Linked DNA regions of Mus musculus: all the other regions are linked to region 2. Evidence: chromatin loops called from intact Hi-C (ENCODE). Cell type or tissue: gastrocnemius. All regions are shown on one strand.

Region 1 (8,000 bases), 1.6 Mb before region 2:
ATCATCAAACTACAGAAGGTAAATGGAAAGAGTAGAGAAGATATTACACACAAATGCAGAAAACTCACTTCTCTATAGATATGGATGTTTACTAAAAAATAATGGAGACTAGAGGGAAAAGAATGGGTCATCTCCTCTAATGCTCAGCCTGAATACTCAGCTGGGCAGGACCAAGGAAAGGGTTACGATGGTGAAGAATTCAAAAAATCATGGATTCTCAGATTCATGTAAAGACAGGATGAGTTAACATTGCTGGGAAACTTTAACTCATGTGAATCACTCTTGTCTTCATTCTGGCAATTTAGTCCCTGTTCTAAAGTCAAACAAATTAGGTTAGCAAGTTCTTCCTGTTGTAGGTCCAGGTAGGAGAGAAGTAGGTACTTGCATCTCTCTCTAGCCCAAGTGATGAATCTGCCTATTGTCTTCCATGAACCATTTCTCTATACTCAGGCTTCTCAAACTTTTCTATGTATGTCAGAATGATCTCGGGATCTTTTAAAATCATATCCTGATGCATTAGTCAAGAGATACCCCCAGCATTTAGAATTTCTAACAGGCTCCCAGATGCTATTGCTGTGGATTGATCCATTTAGCATAATGAACAATGGGGCCTAGGAATAATGGTCTCCATGTTCAAATGTGATGGCATAATAATGAACTCAGTTCTGCAGTCCATCCAGTACATGTTAAGGGCAAGAGAATTCTTCATAGAGCATAAAAACTGTAGAGGTCATTTGAAATACAAACACAAAATCCTAAAGATGAGAAACAATCATAGTCCTCTGGGTTTTCATAGACATATTGGAAGGATCTAAGACTTCAGAACTAGAAGTAGTGTCTTATTCCAAGAAAGTTCTATTCCAAGTTCTTTTCCTTCTATCTCCAACAATTCTATCCTTCAAGAATTTCTTATCATCTCATAATGGACTCAGAAAGCAAATCTAATATTTGAGTCATCTCTGCTATGGATGCATCATCTCTGCTTATGTATGTGTGAGTTTCACTGAGTAATTTACACATACAAAATGAAAGTTACAAAGACAGGAATGTATATAATATGAGTTCTAATGAATTTAATCTTGATTTTTAGTTTGTTCCAGAATGCTTAGTATCTTTTTCAAAATCGTGAAATTAAAAATACAAATATTTATTATCTGATGACTATGTTAATGCTAGATTAAAGTTTAAATGGAAAATGTTATTTATCAATAAGAGTATCATCACCTGAGAATAATTTTCTACTTCCGTTTGTGCAGGATGCTGAAGTTTTCTGAAGTTTCTCATCTTTGCTCCATGAGTGTGTTACCTTCATGTTCCTCTCACGATTTTTTTCTGTCGTTTCCTTTCTGTTGATCTGATCAAACATTCTGATCAAAATCAGTCTGGGGAAAGAAAGGAAGCATTAAAACTTACACATTATGGTTCATCATTGAAGGATGTCAGGACAAGAATTCAAGCAGACACATAAAGCAGACACCATGAACGAATGCTGCTTGCTAACTCACAGGTTCCTTCTTAGCTAGCTTTCATCACAAGTCCATCTGCCTAGGGAATATTGCTGTCCATAGTGGGCTGGGTCCTCCTACATTAATTAACAAGCATGACAATCCCTCAAAGAAATGCTCACAGGTTAATCTTTTTTGAGTAATTTCTCAAGTGAGACCCCTTTCTCAGGAAATTTGACACTGCGTACAAATGACAGTTAAAGCTAATTAGTGGCTGAGGAAAGTGATGTGCATTCATAGGCAGTCACTAACAAAAATGTTGGTAAGAATTCTAATGAATCCTCATAGAGGCTGAGACGATGTCTCATGCACTTTAGAAATGGAGCTTTGTCCCCCACTTCCAAAAATACACTTACAGTCTGATGTATGTCTATACAATATTTCCTCTGTCGTCGGTGATATTAACTGAAGATGAAATTTACTGACATTCCTTTTCTCAACATAGTGTCTACATACAGAAGAGACAAAAAGCCGTTACCAAGAATAGACAAAAATCTGTTAGCACTCTTTGAGTAAAGAACATGTTTTGAGAAGAATTTTTAAGTTTTATTTTGGTTTTTGTTTTGGTTTGGTTTTTGGTTTTTTTTTTTTTTTTTTTGGTAGTAAAGTTGTTGTGTCAAAGATTTAGGTGACATTGAGTTCAAACTCATTTTGGTAGAAGATGACTTAACATAACAATCAGGTCACACCTAGCTAATGATCTCACATTTAGCCCTTGAACAAGTCTCTGTCTTCTAACCTGCAGCAGTTGTTCAGGAGGAATCAGTATAGAAAGGGAAACGTGAAGCTATGCTGTGGTCCTCTGCATTCTTCTTTATGGAATAGTGAAAAATGGCTTATTCTTTTTTTTTAATTAGGTATTTTCTTCATTTACATTTCCAATGCTATCCCAAAAGTCCCCCCATCCCTCCCCCCCCCCCGACTCCACTTCCCCCTCCCTCCCAGTTCTTGGCCCTGTACTGAGGCATATAAAGTTTGTAAGACCAATGGGCCTCTCTTTCCAATGGCTGACTAGGCCATCTTCTGATACATATGCAGCTAGAGACATGAGCTCCGGGGTACTGGTTAGTTCATATTGTTGTTCCACCTATAGGGTTGCAGACCCCGCTCCTTGGGTACTTTCTCTAGCTCCTCCTTGGGGGCCCTGTGATCCATCCAATAGCTAACTGTGATCTTCCACTTCTGTATTTGCTAAGTCCAGGCATAGCCTCACAAGAGACAGCTATATCTGGGTCCGTTCAGGAAAATCTTGCTAGTGTATGCAATGATGTCAGTGTTTGGAGGCTGATTATGGGATGGATCCCCAGGTATGGCAGTCTCTAGATGGTCCATCCTTTTGTCTCAGCTCCAAACTTTGTCTCTGTAACTACTTCCATGGGTGTTTTGTTCCCAATTCTAAGAAGGGGCAAAGTGTCCACATTTTGGTCTTTGTTCTTCTTTAGTTTCATGTGTTTTGTAGATTGTATCTTGTATCTTGGGTATTCTAAGTTTCTGGGGGCTTATTCTTAATAAGAGTATCATCGACCAAAATCAAATCATTAGTAGGATGTATATTATCAAGACTTGAATAGCAAATGATCATTGCTAGAATGTGGCTCCTTCTGAATAAATTTTTACAACATGTTGCTCTCAGTTTCTATAGTAGCACCTACTGGTATTAGTAGTTAAAACTGACTACAGAAGAATATGAGTGAGTATTTTTTATTAGACTGTGTTCAGTAATTATTTGGAGGTAATAAGATATTAATTTTACATTCATCTTAATTTCTTTTAACTCATATTTATGGTGAAATGAAGTATTTCACACACACACTATGACATTTGTGTACAACTAAATATACAAGTTTTAGACATATTAAGGTATGAAAGTTCAGTTGTAAAATTAAAATTTACATTTTAGAATTCAAAGTTAAAAATCCACATATTTTGTTCGCAGATATCCATGAATGAATGAGGATGGGACTGCTCAAATTATCATTCATGGGTGTAAAGCTCACATGGGACCCTTATTGCCACCTGGTGGCAGTGTACCCTAATTGAAGATTTAGGTTTTGAGTGACACAAAGACACCTATATTTAAAAATAACAGAAGTCACAGGAGAAAGTAAATAGTCTCAAACTCCTGTGGTTTGAAGAAAACACTTGGATTGTTTTCATTGCCCCAATCAACCAAAGAAGAGAAGTACAACTTTGAGCTTCACCATGAAGCCTAGTTTGGTTCAAGACTTACTTCCTGTAGGATATATCTGAAAGTTAGTTAGTCAGGGAGTCCTTTTACTCCTAAGGTAGTAGGGTCATATCCAATTAGGAAATTGACTAAAAAAGTAAGAAAGGGTTCTGTGTTGTATTCTTTCTGTGCGTATAGTGTAGCAGAAGCAACAATGACTTCTGTTGTACCCCAACAGAATCTTCTATGATTAACTACTTTGCCTCCTAAAATTCTCTCAGCTAAATTGATGCATGAAATATTTCATGAAATTTATCTCACCAGCAGAACTACAATTCAGGCTAAATCCATCAGAATCTCTGGGAATGGAAATACCATTGATATTTTTGTTACAAGTTTCCCAGGGTCTACAGTGTGCAGCCAATATTAAAAATCACTGGACTGGAGCAAAGAGAAAGTTAAAGCTTATGCAATAAAAAGAAAATGCTGTTCCCACTTAATATTGGTCAAACCCATGGTGAATTGACATGGGAATTTCAATCATGCCTGAATATATGGAACAAAGAGATCAAGACAGTACCACCATATATTCTCCAAAAACTTTTCAGTGCATTATTTGTAACTGATTCCTGGACACATTTTATTTAACCTACATTCATGTGTTAAGTGACTTTATTATCTCTCTCTACTATTTACAGTTTTAGCCACTTAGCCAAAACATGATTCCTGAGCACCATATGAGTTATAAGCCACAGAGCATGACTTAAGCCAAAGTATGTCTGTCTTCCACACCTAGGGATGTTTTTCTGACACAGCTTGAAATTCAAGTTTCAAAATAGAATGACTATCAGACTTTCAGGAGTCTTTAGAAATTCATGAACAACTATTTTGGGGGCCTTAAAAACTACTTTGCTAAAGATTTGTGCCCTCACAAGGTTCCAAAGCAGTGGATATAAATGCTTCGGTAACAAGGATGTTTTTACTAGGCATATACAGGACTCCAGATGAAAGACAGTTCAAAGATTCATCTGCCGTTGCCTGTGTCTGTCTCCTCACTTGCCAGCTAGCCTATTCAAGGAACTCTACTTCAAGAGCCAAGACAGCAGAAGCTGTCAGCTGATTTACAATTAAATGTGTCAAAGACAGATTTTCAATGGAAAATTTTGGTAGGAAGAATGAGTTTTTCAACTATAAATAGACTCCATCCAAAGTTTCAAAGCGAAGTGTGCTGTGCTTGTCTGGTCCTCTGCACCCTCTACTTTTGAACTTCACACCTACACCTGGACTGTTTCACTTTCTTTGACTGGGATAATCCTGATGATCCAATCAAAGAAAACTATAAGACAGAATTTGCTGAGTTTATGCCATGTATGTGCAGATTCCTGCATTGTATCTCATGCAAAACAGTGAGTTTGTTCAAGTCAAAAGCATCTATGCACACAGACTAGTTAATTCAAGTCACTTTCCAGCCTAATTTGCCTCCAGTACCTAACTTTTTCAGATTAGAAATTAGAGGCCTTTCTAACCATTACAGCGCATCATCTCCTTGTGTTCCTTTATTCTAATGACTTCCTTAGTGTCAGTCTTAGCTCCTATATATCCCTTGGCATACCAACAAATAGTTTTCCTGTCTTAGATCACCAGTAAACTCTTTCAATGACAGGACTCATTATGTCCAGATTCTGTGGTCAGCAATGTGAGTTGTAATGATCCAAGTGGGTCACTTTCATAGTGCCAGGGATCTGGCTTCTGGCCTGGAAATACCAAAGTGACAACGGGACTGCCCTTCATTGGTGTGATCCCTCAATTGGTGGGACTGAGAGAATCATCTAGAACTGCCCTTTCAAGAGCACTGACCTCTCATCCTCTGGGAAGTTTGACTAGACTTCTTTTCCTGAAAGTAAAACCATCTTTGAGAACTACAGAAGCCTTTTCTGCTCCCACATGCTACCAGGGACTCAAAGAGAGCCCAGACTCAATGAATGGAGAAACTGACTTCTTTCTCACTGTTTCACCCAGTCATGTTTTCTCTTCCATACGTAGTTGACTGTTAATCCTGCTCCTGATGTTGGTTCTAATATTTACTTCTCACCACCACATTTGATCAGTTTTTGCAGAACTCATGCTGCTTTATAAGCAAGCATTTGATCATGTTGTTATGCCATTAAACATGGCTTCCCACAAGATATGATGGCACCCGTCTCTAGTCCTATACCAGGAACATTAGAGTGAAAGGATCTCAAGTTCAAGACCATTCTGGACCATACAGTGAAACTCTAACGAAAGGGAAAAACATATTTTTCTTTCTGAACTATGATCTCCAGGAAGCAGGAACCTGGTCTATAGCTTTCTGTATTTGGTGACTGTCACACAGCCTGGCCAAGGGACTATTCAATGCACTGGGCACAAGAAAGTGACAGCAAAAGTGGTTTAGAAGTTGGACCTTCCAGATTATTTTCTTGCTCTGGTATAGACATCAAGCTGCATCACCAACTTACCTATATCAAGTTTCCACAATAGAAAACTGATTTTGTACACATAATAGATGACAATAAATGTTCTCCAAAGCAATATATACATTTCTTCCTCATACTTTTTAGTGTATGGGAAAATAATCACATGAAAATAGAAAGGTTGAAGGGACTCTGGCCAGTTTGAGCATAGCAAGCATGGCTCTGGCAGACCTGCCCCCTTGCCCCTCATTCCCTCTATGTCATAGTTTGTAAGTGTTTGGCCCAGGAAGTGGCACCATTAGAAGTTATGGCATTATTGGAATAAGTGTGGCACTGTGGGTATGGGCTTTGAGACCCTCATCCTAGCTGCCTGGAAGCTAGTCTTCCACTAGCAGCCTTTAGATGAAGATGTTGATCTCTGAGCTCTCCCTGCACCATGCCCACCTAGATGCTGCAATGCTCCCACCTTAATGATAATGGACTGAACCTCTGAGCCTGTAAGCCAGTCCCAATTAAATGTTGTCCCTATAAGAGTTGCCTTGGTCATAGTATCTGTTCAAAGTAGTAAAACCCTAACTAAGACACTCTGCCTTAATAAATACTGTAAGATTACATTCCTAAAGTTATCCACCAAGGCCTATTCACTTATTTGGTCACTTCTTCCTCCTGAGACTGATTACCACGGTTCATCTTTCAAAGCTTTGAGGTCTAGCAAACAAAAGCCCCCTTTAGGGTTCGCTTTAGGGTTTTATTGCCTGCCATTGGATCCCCTTCCGCTAGCTGAACTGCCTGGTTGGACCTCAGTGTGAGGGGATTGATGACTCAGGGCAGGGTGGTATCCAAGTGAAGCTTCCTCTTCTCTCAGGAGAAGGATTGGGGAGGAGTAGGGGAAGGGATTTGTGAGAGTGGGACTGGGAGGAGAGGATGGGGGAGGGCATGCTGCAACCAGGATGTAAAGAGAATAAATAAATTAATTAATTAATGACAAAAGTCCCTTTTGGCTCAACTAATTAACATAACCATTAAATGCCTCATCCTAACATGGCATTTCCCTTTGTACTTTTATAAACTGATATTTTCCTGTGACAAATCTATCTCTTCTCTATCCAGAGGCAGTTTCTTATCGTACTCTCAGACAATTGTCCCTGCCCCAACTCCCTGGTTCTCTTCCTCTTCTTCTTTTTCCTCTATCTTCTGCCTTCTGTCCCACTAGGGTAAATAAATGTCCTTTGTGCTGAGAACTTTGTTGGGGGAGGGTTGAGCCCAATATTTTTCCTTTCAAAGGTATAACTCTATGTTGATTAGTATGAATATATTTTTTAAAAACTTCTATAACTTTATGTCATCTACATTTGAATAAGAAGATTAGACCAGGAGAACCACTGGCAAAACCACTCAGTAAAAGTGGTCTTTTTTACATCAGGTAGAGAATTTCCCAAGGCTAACTTTCTGTCTCTTCAAAGACACTCATGATTTATCAGTTAAGCCCCAGATATTTTTAGTACTGGAAAAATCTGTCAAAATGACCTTTTGGGCAATATGACCATAAAGAGCTCATAGTTCATAGACTATAAGAAACAAAACATGGAGGTAGACTAAAAGGAAACAAAGTGTTGACTAGCCTTTTTGGTCAACGTCTCTGTTAAAAAAAGAATCAAACTTGTTTCTTGGGTTTTCATGACAATCTTCTGGGGCCCTCTTTACTTTGTACTCTTAGAGAGTCAAAAATATACCTACCCATTTCCTGCTGTTGCGTTTGACATACCATTTTTGACATATGTGAGGTACTCACCAGGCTAACCTAATAAGCAAAGTTTGCCTTTCTAAATTCAAAATAGTAGAAGTTTATAAATTTAGTGTTCTGTTAAACATGAT
Region 2 (8,000 bases):
TATGAGCCTATGGGGGACATTCATATTCAGACAACCACATTCACTGTACCTCATTTGTGTTGACAGAGAATTAGTAGCCTCCAGGTTGAGCATAAAGTTTCCTCCCTAGGTTCATACAATTGAGCATTTGGTACCCAGTTGACAGTACTACCTTGGAAGGTTATAGAAACATTGGGGGTGGGGCCTAATTAGAGGAAGTAGGCTCCTGATTGAGCAGGCCTTGAGCTTTACCACTAAGTTCCAGGTCTCCTTGTCCCTCTCTCTGCTTCCTAGTCTATGGACATTATGCTATCTTCTGCCACTGTGAGTACACCTCACCTATTTGTACTTTCAAATAGTCAACCAAGATAAGTCATTTCTTCCTTAGTTGATTCTCATCAGTGATTTGCTCCTAGTAGTGCCAAAAGTAACACACTATTTATCATTTGGAGAGTCAACTAGTGAATGCATAACTGAGGGGCAATATAGGAAGCACTAGGTATCTACCTCCAACCTAGGCAACACTTGCACTGGAACTTTGTAGTCTACTAAAGTTTTAAAGGGAAGGAAGGGAGTTTATTAAGCAGCAGTTAATTTCAAGTTCCTTACCCACTGCTTCATGGTAAGCAGATATGCACATATTCTTGGAGCAGCATGAATATAGCTTGCAGGAGAAAGCCTGACCAAAGGAGTATTGTCCTTCAAGTACTGAGTATCTGTGCTTTGACTGACAATGCTCCTTCTGATTGTGAATACAGACTATGAAACATGGCCAGTGTTTTCATCCCTCACCTCCTTCTTGCTAGTCCTACTTTCTATAGCTGAAGGGATTTCCAGAAACTTTGAAGGACTCATGGCTTATTGTCTCATTCATTTTTCTCTGCATCTAAGAGGCAGATATTAACAAGGAGGAAATTAATAATTAACGGAATATATCAGAAATGGAAACCTACCATCCATGCACAGGAATAAGCATAAACTCAGAAAAACACTGGAAGCACCTGGAGTTCAAGGTCTTTAGCACAAAGAAGAGTTTGCTACAATGAAAGCAAATTGGAACAAATCTCAGCAACCAGAAAGCATCCTGTAAGCTCATCTGAAGACACTATATTGTCTCTAGAGATATTAAAGTCTGAATAAGGGAAAAGAGGATACAGAAAGGATGAATACCATCCATCAAGCAAAGCCACGTACACTAAGGAAGACTAAGAAAACTACGAGAAAAGACGCAGAGAAGACATTTGGCAAACTAATGCTTGCGGACATCCAAAGTTTGGTAAGGGGGAAAAAAATCACTTAAATATAAAGCTCCAAGTTCAGCAAATTCCAAAAAGAATGAATGGAGAGACACACACTGAGATATGCAACTTAGCTGTCAAGAGCCAAATTGAGCTCTTAGAACCCAGTGAGGGCAGGGATTCATCATAAACAAGGGCTCTTTAACAAGGTCATCAGCCGAGTTCTCATCAGAAACATGGGAGACTAGAAGGCAATGGTCTGATACATGAAAAGTGCTAAAAAAGAAACTATCCACACCAAGAACACTATATTTAGCAAAACTGTCCTTCAAAAATGAGAAAGACTTTGAAGATACTCCAAGGGGTAAAAGCTGAGGTATTTCACTGCTACTAGACATGTCCAGAGTATAATAGGCAAAGGCATCCTGTAGGTTCAACTACCAGAAAGTGGGTAGTAACTCACAAGCTCACATCAGGATGAAGAAATAAAATTCCCACTGAAGGAGGATGTAGTTTTATAATATTAACAAGTAAAAGGCCCTGTCTCATAAAAACGAACAAACAAATAAGTGAAAGGCATGGGAACAAAGTAATTATATAGTGTGGTGATTATCATGGAAATTAGGCCAATACATGTTTAAGTTAAAATGTTAGAAATTTCAGGTTTTTAAATACAATCTTCACACTTGCACCAAGAAGGAAGTTAAAGATATATGCAAAAGAGAATGAGAAAAGACTCCAGCCATGTCTTTGCAAAAACATCAGATTAAAACAAAGACAGTGATGTGGAGCATCATGAAGGCACAGGAAGGTTCCTTGTCTACAGAGGGCTGCTTTCCCTTCCAGGCTGCAGCCACACTGTTGAGTATTCTAGGGAAGGCTAATGCTGTATCCTTAAATGGCAGCTCTAAAGTTCCATCTACAAACACTGTAACAGCAGCAATTATGTTTTAACATATCATTTTAGCATTTATTCATATCATGGCAGCTTCTGAGAAAATTCATTTGCATTAGGAAGACAGGCTTATTTGTTTTGGTTTATGTGTATGCCTGCATATATGTCTGTGGACACATGTGAGCTTGGTGCCAGTGGAGACCAGAAGGCGGCATCAGATTCCCTGGAACTGGAATTCTAGGTGGTTTTGGGTGCTGAAACAGAAGGAAGAGGACAGGGGTCCTCTGTGACAGAAGCTTCATTTATTCTAATTGTCATGTAAAGGGTTTGAATGTGTATACTTTTGTGGTCTATACTGATGCCTTGTCATCTACCCTCACATGAACTATATCAACTTACAACTATACATTTCTACTTTATACCTCAGTGTCCTGGCCACCTTTTCTCCTCTATTCAGAAAGCAATAAAGTGAGGAAAGAAAATCAGTGTATAGTATCCCCACATGAATCCAGAGCTCAGTATTGCTGACAGAGGCCTTTTGTCCATTGGAAGTCCCTTCATAGCAAGCTTAGCCTACACCTCTTTAAGTATATGATGGAGAGAATAACAGTACCTATATCAGGAACTGTGAGTTGTCAGGGCTAGTATAGGTAGAATGAGACTGTCAACTAGCATAAAGTGCTGTGGTACCCAAACCCTTGCTAGTTCCTATTCTATTAATCTCAGTCTGAAGGATGGTGTTAGCCAAGAAATACATAGGACATGAAGTGGTGTTGGTTTTGAGGCCATGTCTTCTGGGTGCTTCCTCCACTCCTGGGCCATGTGAGAACAGAGATGATAGGTTATTGATGTTTTCCAATATGAATGAATATTCGCAGATATAGTAGCTTATTGTAAAGTTGTCCTAATTCAGACCACCATTCCTAATGATTCCAGTAATTTAGATATGTTAACTCTATAGTACATATACATGGGCCTCAAGTTTGCCTTAGGGACATATTGGGTCTTTTGAAAGTTTTTTTGTTTTTGTTGTTGTTGTTTCGGGTTTTTTGTTGTTGTTGTTGTTGTTGCTGTTGTTGTTGTTTTGGGGTTTGGTTTTTTGGTTTTGTTTTTTTTTTTTTTTGTTTTTTGTTTTTTTTTTGGGGGGGGGGTTTGTTTGTTTGTTTTGTTTTGTTTTGTTTTTCGAGACAGGGTTTCTCTGTGTAGCCCTGGCTGGCTGTCCTGGAACTCACTCTGTAGACCAGGCTGGCCTCGAACTCAGAGATCCGCGGCCTGCCTCGGCCTCCCGAGTGCTGGGATTAAAGGCGTGTGCCACCACACCCGGCGTTTTGCTTTTGTTTTTGTTTTTTTGTTTTTTAAAGTGAGAAGAAACTCCAGACTTACTTTCTAAAACAGTAACATTACTAAAAGCAAGGGCCTCAGTACAGCGATAACAAACACAAATCACCTACTTTGCCAAGAGCTTAAAAGGTCTGGCCTTATTTAATTTTCAAGGCAATCACGGGACTTCACAGAGCTTAGGTAGCAGAGCTAAGGCTTGGATGTTTAGGGGTGCTGGTCTAGAATCAAGGCCAACCCAACCTACACTTATGTCTGTGTTATGCTGCCTCCTCATGGTAAGAGTTTGTTGTAGGACAACAGCAGATACTTCAGACTGAACCCTCCAAGTCCTCCTTTAGCCTTTGACCTAGAAATCCTGCAAGAAAAGCACCTTCTGCCACTGTCAAACGGGAACAGCTCCATCTTGCATAGATGTGGGTGTGCCATGCAGTAGAAGCCAGATAAACCAAGCGGGGGGAGGGAGGGAGGGCGGGGGAACAGGGGGCGCGGGGGGTGGGGAGTATCTTTCTCAGGTCACTGAACTGATATAGGTGACATTAATCTGGAACTGTGAGCCATATACTTGTGACCTGATATGAACGGCAAATGACCTGTTAAAAAGCTCTAACCTATTTCCAGAGCATGACTTTCCACCCGGGGAATCTGTGCCATGCTCAGCAGTGGCAGGAATGGTGTGCTGAATTCCGACACAAGCCTGAACTCAAGCCCAGTTAAGCCGCACTGAGTATTTACCTCGGAAGATCTTAACGGGATCCAGAAAATTCATGGAAAGCCCTCATAGGAGAAGATCTGGCACTCCGTATTCCACTCTGTCTTCAATTTCAAGGTGACAAGCACATTCCGGTGCTCAAATTTCAGGGTAGTAGGAACATTAAAACTGACTTAGGAAAGCCTCCTGTAGAAGCTACAAGCATGGGAAGATGGTTGCTAAGGGCACCGGTAGGAGGTTTGCTTTTCCAATTCAGAAGTTTATAAAGTATTGTTCATTACTTTCCTTTGGTAGGCAGCACAAAGTGATGCTGAAAGGCATTATCACGTGGTCATGTGAACTCAGTACTAGAACCTGTTTGTTGGTGACCCAACCCTCATTCCTAATGCTTGTTTCCCTTGACTATTTAGAAATAGATGTTCACATGATACTTTTGTTTAAAGAAACACAACCAGACTTGTTCTTACTGGGTTTATAGAAAGATTTACACTACAGGAAAAGAAATGTTAGCTTTTAGCTCCCCTCTTTCAACATATTCAAACCTGATTTTCATTGTTGACTGAAACATCGGTGTGAGCTCAGTTACCCAGCCATCCTAGGACCATGAGTAAATACATTAATATGAAAAAAAAAGAGTGAAGAATTGACACAAGTTTAGTTCTAAAGAAATGACAATTATTTGTATTTTAAATAATTTTCATTAATAAATGCTTTATCTTCATTTTTATGAACATGATGATAAGACTTAAATAATAAAGTATAATTTCCTTCTGAATCTCACACTCTATGACCAGGATTCTTTTTTTTTTTAAAGTTTTTAATTAGATATTTTATTTATTTACATTTCAAATGTTATCCCTTTTCCTGGTTTCCCCTCCAGAAGCCCTCTAACCCATCCCCTTCCCCCTGCTTCTCTGAGGGTGCTTCCACCTCCCTGTCCTGGCGTTCTCCTACACTGGAGCATGGAGCCTTCACAGGACCAAGAACCTCTCCTCTCATTGACTTCCGACAAGGCCATCCTCTGCTACATATTCGGCTAGAGCCATGAGTAGCTCCATGTGTACTCTTTCATTGGTGGTTTAGTCCCTGGGAGCTCTGAGGGGTCTGGTTGATTGATATTGTTGTTTCTCCTATGGGGTTGCAAACCCCTACAGCTCCTTCAGTCCGTTTTCTAACTCCTCCCTCGGGGACCCTGTGTTCAGTCCAATGGTTAGCTACGAGCATTCATCTCTGTATTTGTCTCAAAATATTTTCTGTTCCTACTCTTAAAAAGAGTTCTTCCTTGGATTCATACCTAGTTGAATGTTCTTATTTAATACTGATGTATAAGAGCTGATAATAGTTTTTAACATGGTGAAAAGTTTTAAAATACTAATCACTTTAACATTAAGAAATAACATTATAGGTAAAAACGTGACACTCTGGAGTCTCAATTCAAGTTGGCTTACCTATATACTACACAGTTGGCATATAATTTGAGGGAGCAATGTAAATATCTAAAGAAGAATTCACAGTTGAATGGTGAGAATTTAGCCTTGAGCACATGTTTATAATTATGATTTTAAGTGCAGGATTATCCTATTTGATTAAAGCTCTTAGTAGGAAGTTGGTTGTCATACAGATGTGGGGAATGAAGGAAGTCTAGTATACATACAGTTCTAGTGGCATCCAGTACTTGGTAGAAATTAGACAATGGCATGCAGAGAGAATTAGTTCATCCACCTAAAGTGGACTAAGCAATAAGATTGATCAGAGTACTGCTGGGGAGAGATAGTGAAAACCTAAGTTGACACACCCATCCAAACAGGCTAATGACAAAAATCAGTATTTTTCTGGCAAGTTTTTTTTTTTTTTTCTCTCCCAAGACTATGGCTTTAACTTTACTTAGTGCTGGCATCTGAAAAAAAATATTCATAGAAATAAAATTATACAGATGAAACAAGTTGTATTTATGTATATATACTCATAGATGTGTTTAACAAAAATTAATGAAAAAGAAGGCCATGCGTTCGAAAGAGAGCAAGAAGGAAGTATATGGAAAGGGTTGGAGGGAGGAAAGGAAAGGGGGAAATGATGTAATTATAATCTCCAAAAATTAAAGAAACCATTTTAAAATTCTCACCTTTACTATCAACTCCTGATGTAACACTGACCAGTGAGCTGGGACAGAGAGAGATTATATTATGAGGGAATAGGAAAGGATTTCCAAAATTCTTTGAGGAAATATAGGCAGTATTTAGAGGATTATTATTTTCTCCCTTTTTAATAACCCTCTCTTACCTTACTTAAACTTCTCCTCTGATACCATAAGAGACAAGGAGATTATTCTTGGGGACAGCACTCACAAACACAACAGTGTGTGTTATTAGCTGCCAGAAGTTTCTGGGCGCAGGCTACATAAGGCTTGCTTTAGTAACACTGTGTTCTCCACGGAAATCATCAGAACTGGAATGGAAGAGTCGTTCCCTGAAGTAGATACAGGGAGCTGAGACACCAGCACGTATCTGCATCAGGGGATGCCTGAGAAGCATCTGTTAGCCCCCCAGCTGGGGCATCAATCACACAATGTTACTGCACTGGTGAAAGGGGCTGTCTTTTAAGGTACTGTTCTTCTGGTTCCATATTCGAGAGAAGTTCATAGAGGAGAGAAAACAATGCATTAGGGCTTTGTATCTGGAACAGTCAACAAATGCATTTTCTACTCTTTATCCACTAATAGATAATCATACAGCTTTGGGTAATGTTTGAAAGATTCCCTAACTTCAATTTTCTACATGTTGCATAGAGAAAATGTTAGTGCTTTCTTTTAAAGCTTTTGGAGACATTAATGATGAGAACTTTAAAGTCATTAAGCAGTGACAGTCATGATAGTAAATACTCCATAAATACCAGGTACTGTTTGTCATCTATTGAACACTTCACGAGGGTCTATACGGCTCAGAGAAACAAGCTAAGGTCAGGAAACTGCTGACTCAAACATACAGCATTCTTTGAGCTCACTCTGATAATAGTGTGATGACAAGATGATAACCCAGACAGATTAGAGCAAGGTAATGCCTCACATGTTCTACAAGGCTTCCACAGGGCAGCTATGGGAATCCAAAAAGAACACTGAGCCTATGTAGGAGCCAAGAGACTTTCTGAAGCAAACTCGCATTGATCACATATCAACTTCAGTGGACTGGCGGGGAGTTAAATGATGAAGACTCCAGGTATATGGTGGACACCAGTAGGCAGTAAGAGAAACTGAGTGTAAGACAGAGCTGGGCTGCTTTCAGTGGGAGAGGCAGAGTGGGAGAGGTATACTTAGGTGAGAGAAAATGCAGAAGGTCCAGAATTAGTCCAAATACACACATTCAGGAGGATCGTCATTGGTTGCTGTTGTTTTTCAGTTTTGTTTGTTTTTGTATGGTGTGGGGAATTGCAGGCTGGTATTCAGTTGAGCTGAGGTCTGAACCCCGATGGTGATGATTCACCTACATGGCACGGTAGGCGTTCCCTCATGCTCCTGGAACTCTGGTTCCTGCCTAAGGTACCACCTCCCACAGCCCCCACAAGAGAAGCATGGTCAGTAGTCACATAAGCAATGGCCCAAGCTTCTGACTTTCAGGCTAAACTCCTCCCCAGTTACCTAGTAACAGTGAAGACCATATAAAGGGGTGCTCAGCCCCTACTATGCTCTCTTACTCTTTCACTCCTTCACCTCTCACTTCTCTCTCCTCTTTCCTTTCTCTTTTTCTTCTCCTCTCCTCTCCTCTCCTCTCCCCTCTCCTCCCCTCTCCTCCCCTCCTTCTTCTTCTCCGTCTTCCTCTCTTTCTTCCTCTCCTTCTCCTTCTCC
Region 3 (8,000 bases), 56 kb after region 2:
CTTGAGTTCAATTCCCAGCAACCACATGCAGGCTTACAACTATGTTTAATGGGATCTGATGCCCTCTTCTAGTGCATATGAAGACAGCCACAGTGTACTCATTTACATAAAATAAATAAATAATTCTTTTTTTTGGAAAAAAAAAACAAAGGAAACTTTATCCAGATTGTAATGAGTTGTCCAGAGACAAGTCTTTATGATGCAAGGATTCCATCCAGTATCACATGCTGCCCCAAGTCCTGTCTTGTCCTCACGATAACCGTTTTTCCTCAGCACTTACTCAGCCTTCCTTTCACTGGCAGAACCACACTGATTTTGAAGTTTACGGACACCAAATTTTGTATAATGTCTCTCTACCTTTGCTGGTTCAATGCTTGCCTCTGATGGGGTTCAAGATGTTCATTCGGAGCCAGAATGTCACATTTATGACTGTGTGTCTTCATCTTAAAACTAGCAATTAGTGAGGTAGGATACCAAATTTAAGTATTAGTTGTGACACTAGTTCTGGTCAGTGTCAGTGATCTTGTCCCTATACTAAATGTATTTGTTTTGCTTCTGTAATTGACAGCTGTTAGTGTAGATTCTTCAATACTATGCGGATCCCATTTCATGTCTCATTTCCATGTCTTAGGTTCACTATTCATTGTTATCGATTTCTGTGATCACTCACTGTGGCTTTCACTCCCATGATTTTATACTTGTAGCATCATAACAGAGTTTCCTCTTGTCTGTGCACAAAGTCACTGATAACACCAATATTGTTGGCGTCAGCATTTGTACTGATATGGAGATTATCCAAGATCTGTTCCATATAAACCCCTTTGAAGAGGCTAGGGAGTCATGTGCTTGGTGAGTGTGATGCTTGGAATAAAAACTAGGATTTTTTTTTACCACACTGATCTTTAAAATATATATTTAGACTTTTAAAAATATGAAATAAACCATCTTATGTCTATGTGAGTTTTTAAAATCAACCATTCTGCACTCTCTGCTCTGTAATTTACAGAGTAGATATGATCTTGTTATATGAGCACAAATTCTTGCCTCAAATCATAGACTTTTTGGTGCAGATAGCATATTTGTGTGCCCCACAAATTCATATGTGAAACCTTAACCCATGGCACTATGGCATTTGCATGTAAGGCCTTTGGAGAAAACTTTCAAGGATGAAATGGTGATAGGGGCCCCCTGATAAGATTTGTTTCTTCTCAGACAAGTTTTAGCTGTGGAGGCTGGGCTCTGTGTGTGTGAGTGTGTGTGTGAGTGTGTGTGTGTGTGTGTGTGTGTGCGTGAATCTTCTGAGTACTGGTATTACACATACACACATACACATGTGTACATGAACATGCACATGCATACACATATCACATACACATATGAACACACATATGCACACATATCACACACACAAACACAGGCATGCATACATGCCCGTGCATCCACTGCATATCACACATATATATCACACACATACACATGTACATACATACACACACATATCATACACACATGCACAGGCACACCCATACACACATATATTATACATACACACACACACATATATATCATATATAAACACACATATATACATGTGTGTGAATATGTTTGTGTGTGTGTTTATGTCTGTGTATGTGTGCGTGTATATGTATATGTGTGCAAAACTTCTGAATATTGGGATTATACACATGTGCCACCATGGTATCCAACAATAAAAAGGCAGTAGTTACCAAAAAAAGATTAAGAAATAATCGTTATCTTTCTATTTTCCCCCTCTCTTTTTTTCCCCTCTCCTTCCTTCCCCTGCTCTCCAATGTAAGCAAACAGTGGTAATGTAGTCATCTGCAAGCATTGCCAAGAGGTGAATCTGCTGGCACCACAAATATGGATGTCTAGCTTCCAAAACTATGAGAAATGAGTGTCTCTTGTTTGAAACACCCAACCCAGGGTACTTTGTTAAAGCAGCCAAGCTGACTCAGATACTATTTTAACAAAACTAATACCATAGTTTCCCGTTACCCACACTTTTACTTTCGACAGTTACAGTTATCCATAGTTACCTATGGTCTGAAAAGATTAACTGGAAAATTCCAGAAGCTAACAATCTACAAGTTTTAAATTGCATTCTATTTTGAGTGATATGATGAAATGGTGTGCCATCATGCTCTATCCCACACCATCCCACCCACAAATTTTTCCTTTTTCTTCTATAAAATATTTTTAGGGAGAGAAATCAAAATTCACATAGCATTTATTACAGTGTATTATTATTTAAGTGTTGTGTTTTATCAGATGTTTCTTTTGTTGGCATCTTCTCATGATTATCTGATAAATACAGTATTATCATATGAACATGTATGCAGGCATATATGCAGAAAAAGAGAGAAATATTATGTGTAAAGGATAAAGAGTTATGCTATTTATAGTTTCAGGCATCCACTAGGGTCTTGAAACATATCTCTAAAGGATAGAGAGTACCTAACCCACTGATAAAATAAAGACAGATTAAAATAATTAAATTGAACTGTAGTAGTCAATCAACTCTGGGTTCTGAATGAAAAATCATCAGGAAATATCCTGTCTATTCTTTTAAAGCAATGACAACAGCTCTTAATGCAGCAACTTTGAAATTTATAGATCACTCTGGTACCTAGTCTTACTAGACAGACATAGCACTTGTTCATTTTTCTTACAGCTTAAGGACTCGAGGTTCCTATAAAGTCTCTACCACCGTCAGGGAAATGTTGGAAAGAAAACTGAAGAGGGGAGCATGAACCATTATCAGGACAGCATATTGGAAACGTCCCTAGTGTTGCTCTTTTTTGCTACTGTTTACAAATTAATGTAACCCAACCTGAACTTACGAAAGCTGGCCTGCTATTTTGGGCAATTAGACCAGAGCAAGACATGGGAAGCTGAGATACTCTGGACCAGATCACAAGAGGTTATAAGAGGCGTGTGTGTGTGTGTGTGTGTGTGTGTGTGTGTGTGTGTGTGTGTGTTTGCTGTAGTCACTGGCTTCCAGGTCTCTAGGTTAGCTGGGTTCACATGTTCCACATATCTTAATGCTCAGCTCTTATTTCTGGTCAAAAGTCTCAGGTTTTTGTTAGCAACAGCAAGAGTAATTGAGGACCTTGGGCATTGGTTACCACTCTGAAGTCTTCCTAAATGATAGAAATAGAAGTACAATCGAGAGTCAGACAAACCCTGCCCTGCCATTTCCTAGACCTGGTATCTTATACAAGTTGTATAATAAACATAAAGCTTCGTTATCTTGTCACCATTTGAAAACATAGGCAATACATACATAGCTATCATTATACTACAGACCAGGTAATACTTCTTACATACTTTACTTTTTATGGACTTCTTACATAATTTATCCTAGATAATTGAGATAAAATGTCCACAAAACCTTTGATGGTTGGAGACCTTTGGTACAGTCAAGGTAAATACTACTATGCCCTGAAACATTACAGATTCCAAATAACAACAGTAAACAGCTTCAGGAATCCAAAGAAGGACTTATTTGACTAAGGATTTTCCAAAGATAGATAAAGTCACTAAGTGGGAGCCTATATTGCTCAGCACAATTTGTAGGGCTAGTGCATAAGAGGTATGGAAAACTGTAGAGCACTATAGAGGCTTTCAGATTACTAAATATGACAAATGATCACTAGTTTGCGATATGCCAATGCTTAGCTTGGATTATACATATGGTAATAAGTAAGATAAGCTCTGTGCTTATTCCCAGGGTTCCTTTATAAAATAGCACAAGGAAGTTGGGGAAAACAATAGAACTTCATGATTCTAGAGGATGGAATTCTGAGTTCAAGGTATCTCTAAAACCTTGTGCTCTCTCAACAGTAAAGGGGGAACCTTGTGAGATTCTTGCACCTACTGGCAATTCTCCAAAATTGACCATATAATTGTTCACAAAACAGGCCTCAACAGATACAAAAATATTGAAATTATCCCATGCATCCTATTAGATCACCATGGACTAAGGCTGATCTTCAATAACAACATAAATAATAGGAAGCCAACATTCACGTGGAAGCTGAACAACACTCTACTCAATGATAACTTGTTCAAGGAAGAAATAAAGAGAGAGATTAAAGACTTTTTAGAGTTTAATGAAAATGAAGCCACGACATACCCAAACTTATGAAAGCATTCCTAAGAGGAAAACTCATAGCTCTGAGTACCACCAAAAAGAAACTGGAGAGAGAGCATACACTAGGAGCTTGACAGCACACCTAAAAATGCTAGAACAAAAGGAAGCAAATTTGCTGAAGAGGAGTAGACAGCAGGAAATAATCAAACTTAGGGCTGAAATCAACCAAGTGGAAACAAAAGGAACTGTACAAAGAATCAAACAAACCAGGAGCTGGTTCTTTGAGAAAATCAACAAGATAGATAAACCCTTAGCCAGAATAACTAGAGGGCACAGGGACAGTATCCTAATTAACAAAATCAGAAATGAAAGAGGAGACATAACAAAACCTGAGAAAATCTAAAACATCATCAGATCCTACTACAAAAGGTTATACTCAACAAAACTGGAAAACCTGGATGAAATGGACAATTTTCTAGACAGATACCAGGTACCAAAGTTAAATCAGGATCAGACTAACGATCTTAACAGTCCCATTTCCCCTAAAGAAATAGAAGTGGTCATTGATAGTCTCCCAACCAAAAAAAAAAAAAAAATAAAAAAAGCCCAGGACCAGATGGGTTAGTGCAGAATTCTATCAGACCTTCAAAGAAGACAGAATTCCAATTCTCCTCAAACTATTCCACAAAATAGAAACAATCCATTCGATGAAGCCACGATTACACTGATACCTAAACCACACAAAGATCCAACAAAGAAAGAGAACTTCAGACCAGTTTCCCTTATGAATATTGATGCAAAAAATACTCAATAAAATTCTCACAAACCGAATCCAAGTACACATCAAAAAGATCACCCATCATGATCAAGTAGGCTTCATCCCAGGGATGCAGGGATGGCTTAATATAAGAATATCCATCAACACAATCCACTATATAAACAAACTCAAAGACAAAAACCACATGATCATCTTGTTAGATGCTGAGAAAGCATTTGACAAAATCCAACACCCCTTCAAGATAAAAGTCTTGGAAAGATCAGGAATTCAAGGCCCATACCTAAACATAATATAAGCAATCTACAGCAAACCAGTAGCCAACATCAAACTAAATGGAGAGAAACTCGAAGCAATCCCACTAAAATCAGGGACTAGACGAGGCAATTCTCATCATGCATTGGCTTTCAGTTTCCTTACTTTCATTCTCTATCTTCTTATACAGACAGCAGTTACTTATAGTTAAGACTCTACCTACTCTACCATACTCTGGTCTTAATTTATATCTACCAAAATTCTATTTCCATATAATGCCATATTTACAGGTACCAAAAGTTAGGACTTTAAGATATATTTGTTGGATGGCACAATAGCTGAAACCATTGCAATATGCGTCTCACTGAAGAACTGATTATGGACCACAGAGACATGAAAAGAATGAATTCTAATATAATGTGAAATATACTTCTAGGGATTTGTTCGTGGCCATGTAGTGTGATGTAAGTAGAGTGGATTTTAGTGCAGGAGAGTCTTAGGTGGGTTGAAAGGTTGGCTAAATTCTGAAGATAAGCTGGAGTTCAGTTAAGGAATGAAGAAAGGACATCACCAAAGGCACAAGGTAATCCCTTTAATGGCATAAAGAGGGTCAGTAAGACATGGCACAATTTGTATAGAGAAAACATGAGTAAAATTCTAACACTAATGGAACTATAGCATCATGGAAGGAGAGAAACTAAACTAAGTCTCTCTGTGCAATGTCCTTTTTCCTTTTTTTTTTAATTAGGTATTTTCCTCGTTTACATTTCCAATGCTATCCCAAAAGTCCCCCATGCCCACCCCCCCAATCCCCTACCCACCCACTCCCCCTTTTTGGCCCTGGCGTTCCCCTGTACTGGGGCATATAAAGTTTGCGAGTCCAAAGGGCCTCTCTTTCCAGTGATGGCTGACTAGGCCATCTTTTGAAACATATGCAGCTAGAGATGTCCTTTTTCTTCCTGAATGCGAAGCTTAGATTCTTAGTCAGTCATCCTACATTTGGCAGTTGAATAACCATTGGGACAATGTGTATGCTATGGTATCATCAGATCATTTGTTGAGGTTAATGGTAAGATAACTACAATAAACCAGTTCAGGAAGTATTTTAAATCCATAGATTCTGAACTGAAAATTTGAACTATATGAACATCATAAGGTTATTTGGGAAATTTAACATGAAGATCTGAATCTTTGGTTCTTGCTAATGTAGAATGATGGGAGTCAGTCCGTGGATGAGTCTTATGAAGATTTTTTTTTTTTTGGTTTTTCAAGACAGGGTTTCTCTGTATAGCCCTGGCTGTCCTGGAACTCACTTTGTAGACCAGGCTGACCTTGAACTCCGAAATCCGCCTGCCTTTGCCTCCAAAGTGCTGGGATTAAAGGCTTAAGCCACCACACTGGGCACGTTATGAGGATTTTAAGTGAGAGAATTTAAGGTGTAAGTTATAAGAAGCTACCATTTTTACTAGCAGTAAGTGTACTGTTACAAATAGGACCCAGGTAATAATCTCTGATATTCATGATTCTGACAAAAGCATTTCCAACAAGGTTTTGAGAAACTATATAGTATGTAGCAATACAGAAAACAGGAAAGTACTACATTTGTCATAGACAACTATTTCTTCCTCCTTAGCACTCCTCTCTCATTAGGATAAGAAGACATCCTGGGCAGGGTCAGCTAATAGCATTCTACATGAGGCCCTACTCTAAACCAAACTCACTGTCTTTGCTATCAGCAGCCGGCTCCCGATGTGTGTCAATTACAAAGAGAGCAGGGCTCCAAAGACCATGAAGCCCAAATGTGGTTACTGAGCAAACAGGGCTATTTGAAGTGCATTCCTTTCTGCTGAGCTTGGTGTCAGTAAAAAGGAACTCTCTTTTCCTATAGCAAGACCCTCATGTCCTAGTGAGGTTTCAGCCAAGAGTTGTGCAGTGTTGGCAGTGAGGGAGGGACTGGTGGCCACTTGAAATTCTCAAGTCCATGTCCCCAAACACTAGACAGAAAGGCCCTTATTTTTGGCTCCATGCCCTTCTCCAATTTCATTTCCACTGAAGAGTGGCCCAAGCTCTGTGATCTGTTCCATCAACACTGTGGCTAAAATTAAATTTCAGAGTCCTAGTGCAGAATGAGCTGAAGTCTTTTCTAAAGTGCATTCACCCCTGCTGTGTGAGTGTTCTTTACTAAGGAGATGTCAAGAGGGGAGTGTCCTCAACAGGATTTGTTTCTGGGAGAAAAGTAGGAGATTTACACAAGTTTCACTAGACTTTGAGGGGTTAGGAGATGACTAAGTCCTAACCTCAAGATACTTACTTTCTTTTGCAAAGTCTTAGATGTAGATCACAAATTCTACTATGAAGCAGGCAAAATTTCTTAACTGAATAACTAACACAATAACAACAGAGATTCCTATCTGACTCAGTTCTTGACCAGTAGCCCCTTTTATAGATATTGTCTTTCTTGACCTTTATAACATCCCTGTATTTTATGGGATCATGGTCCCTCCATTTGAAACCTGAACAAACACATGCTCAGAAAAACAAAAGCATATTAGTCAATTTAAATGAGTCCAGGATTGCTGTATGTCTTCTTGTCTCAAAATACTACACTGTTTCCTCAAGTAAAATGCTATTCTAGGACAGAGTCCGGAGAATTTTCATAGGGAGAGGTAGTGTTATATCAAATGGCCAGAATTAAAAACATAACATTTTGTGACTTTTTTCTCTATTCATCTGTCTACAAGCCAGATAGCATAGTAATTAGCAAAAGATTTGTTTTCCAAAGGAAGTTAACAACCCTTCCCTCTATCTCTACAAACAATTGTTGATAATGTACATAGTCATTTCTCGATCTCAAAC

The links. Peaks named below come from ENCODE experiments on the same cell type or tissue, not always from the same donor. Only the 100,000 strongest peaks of a DNase experiment are listed, where the experiment ranks them.
Region 1: it touches region 2 in a loop (4-fold over the local background); 2 of 42 quality-filtered maps call a loop at or near these places.
Region 3: it touches region 2 in a loop (4-fold over the local background); 2 of 42 quality-filtered maps call a loop at or near these places.

The regions. Positions count from the first base shown.
Region 1 is chr15:61,412,304-61,420,303 of GRCm38, forward strand. No RefSeq gene overlaps it. Among named protein-coding and RNA genes, the nearest start is that of Gm24696, 58 kb to the left of the region's middle. In gastrocnemius, a CTCF peak has its summit at 3,527 (motif pointing left); a DNase peak (open chromatin) is centred at 5,432.
Region 2 is chr15:63,002,925-63,010,924 of GRCm38, forward strand. No RefSeq gene overlaps it. Among named protein-coding and RNA genes, the nearest start is that of Gm30113, 53 kb to the left of the region's middle. In gastrocnemius, a CTCF peak has its summit at 3,720; no DNase peak of the experiment used is centred here; H3K27ac peaks cover 1,415 bases.
Region 3 is chr15:63,059,159-63,067,158 of GRCm38, forward strand. No RefSeq gene overlaps it. Among named protein-coding and RNA genes, the nearest start is that of Gm41334, 7.6 kb to the right of the region's middle. RefSeq lists an enhancer at 6,544-8,000. In gastrocnemius, no CTCF peak of the experiment used is centred here; no DNase peak of the experiment used is centred here; H3K27ac peaks cover 2,294 bases.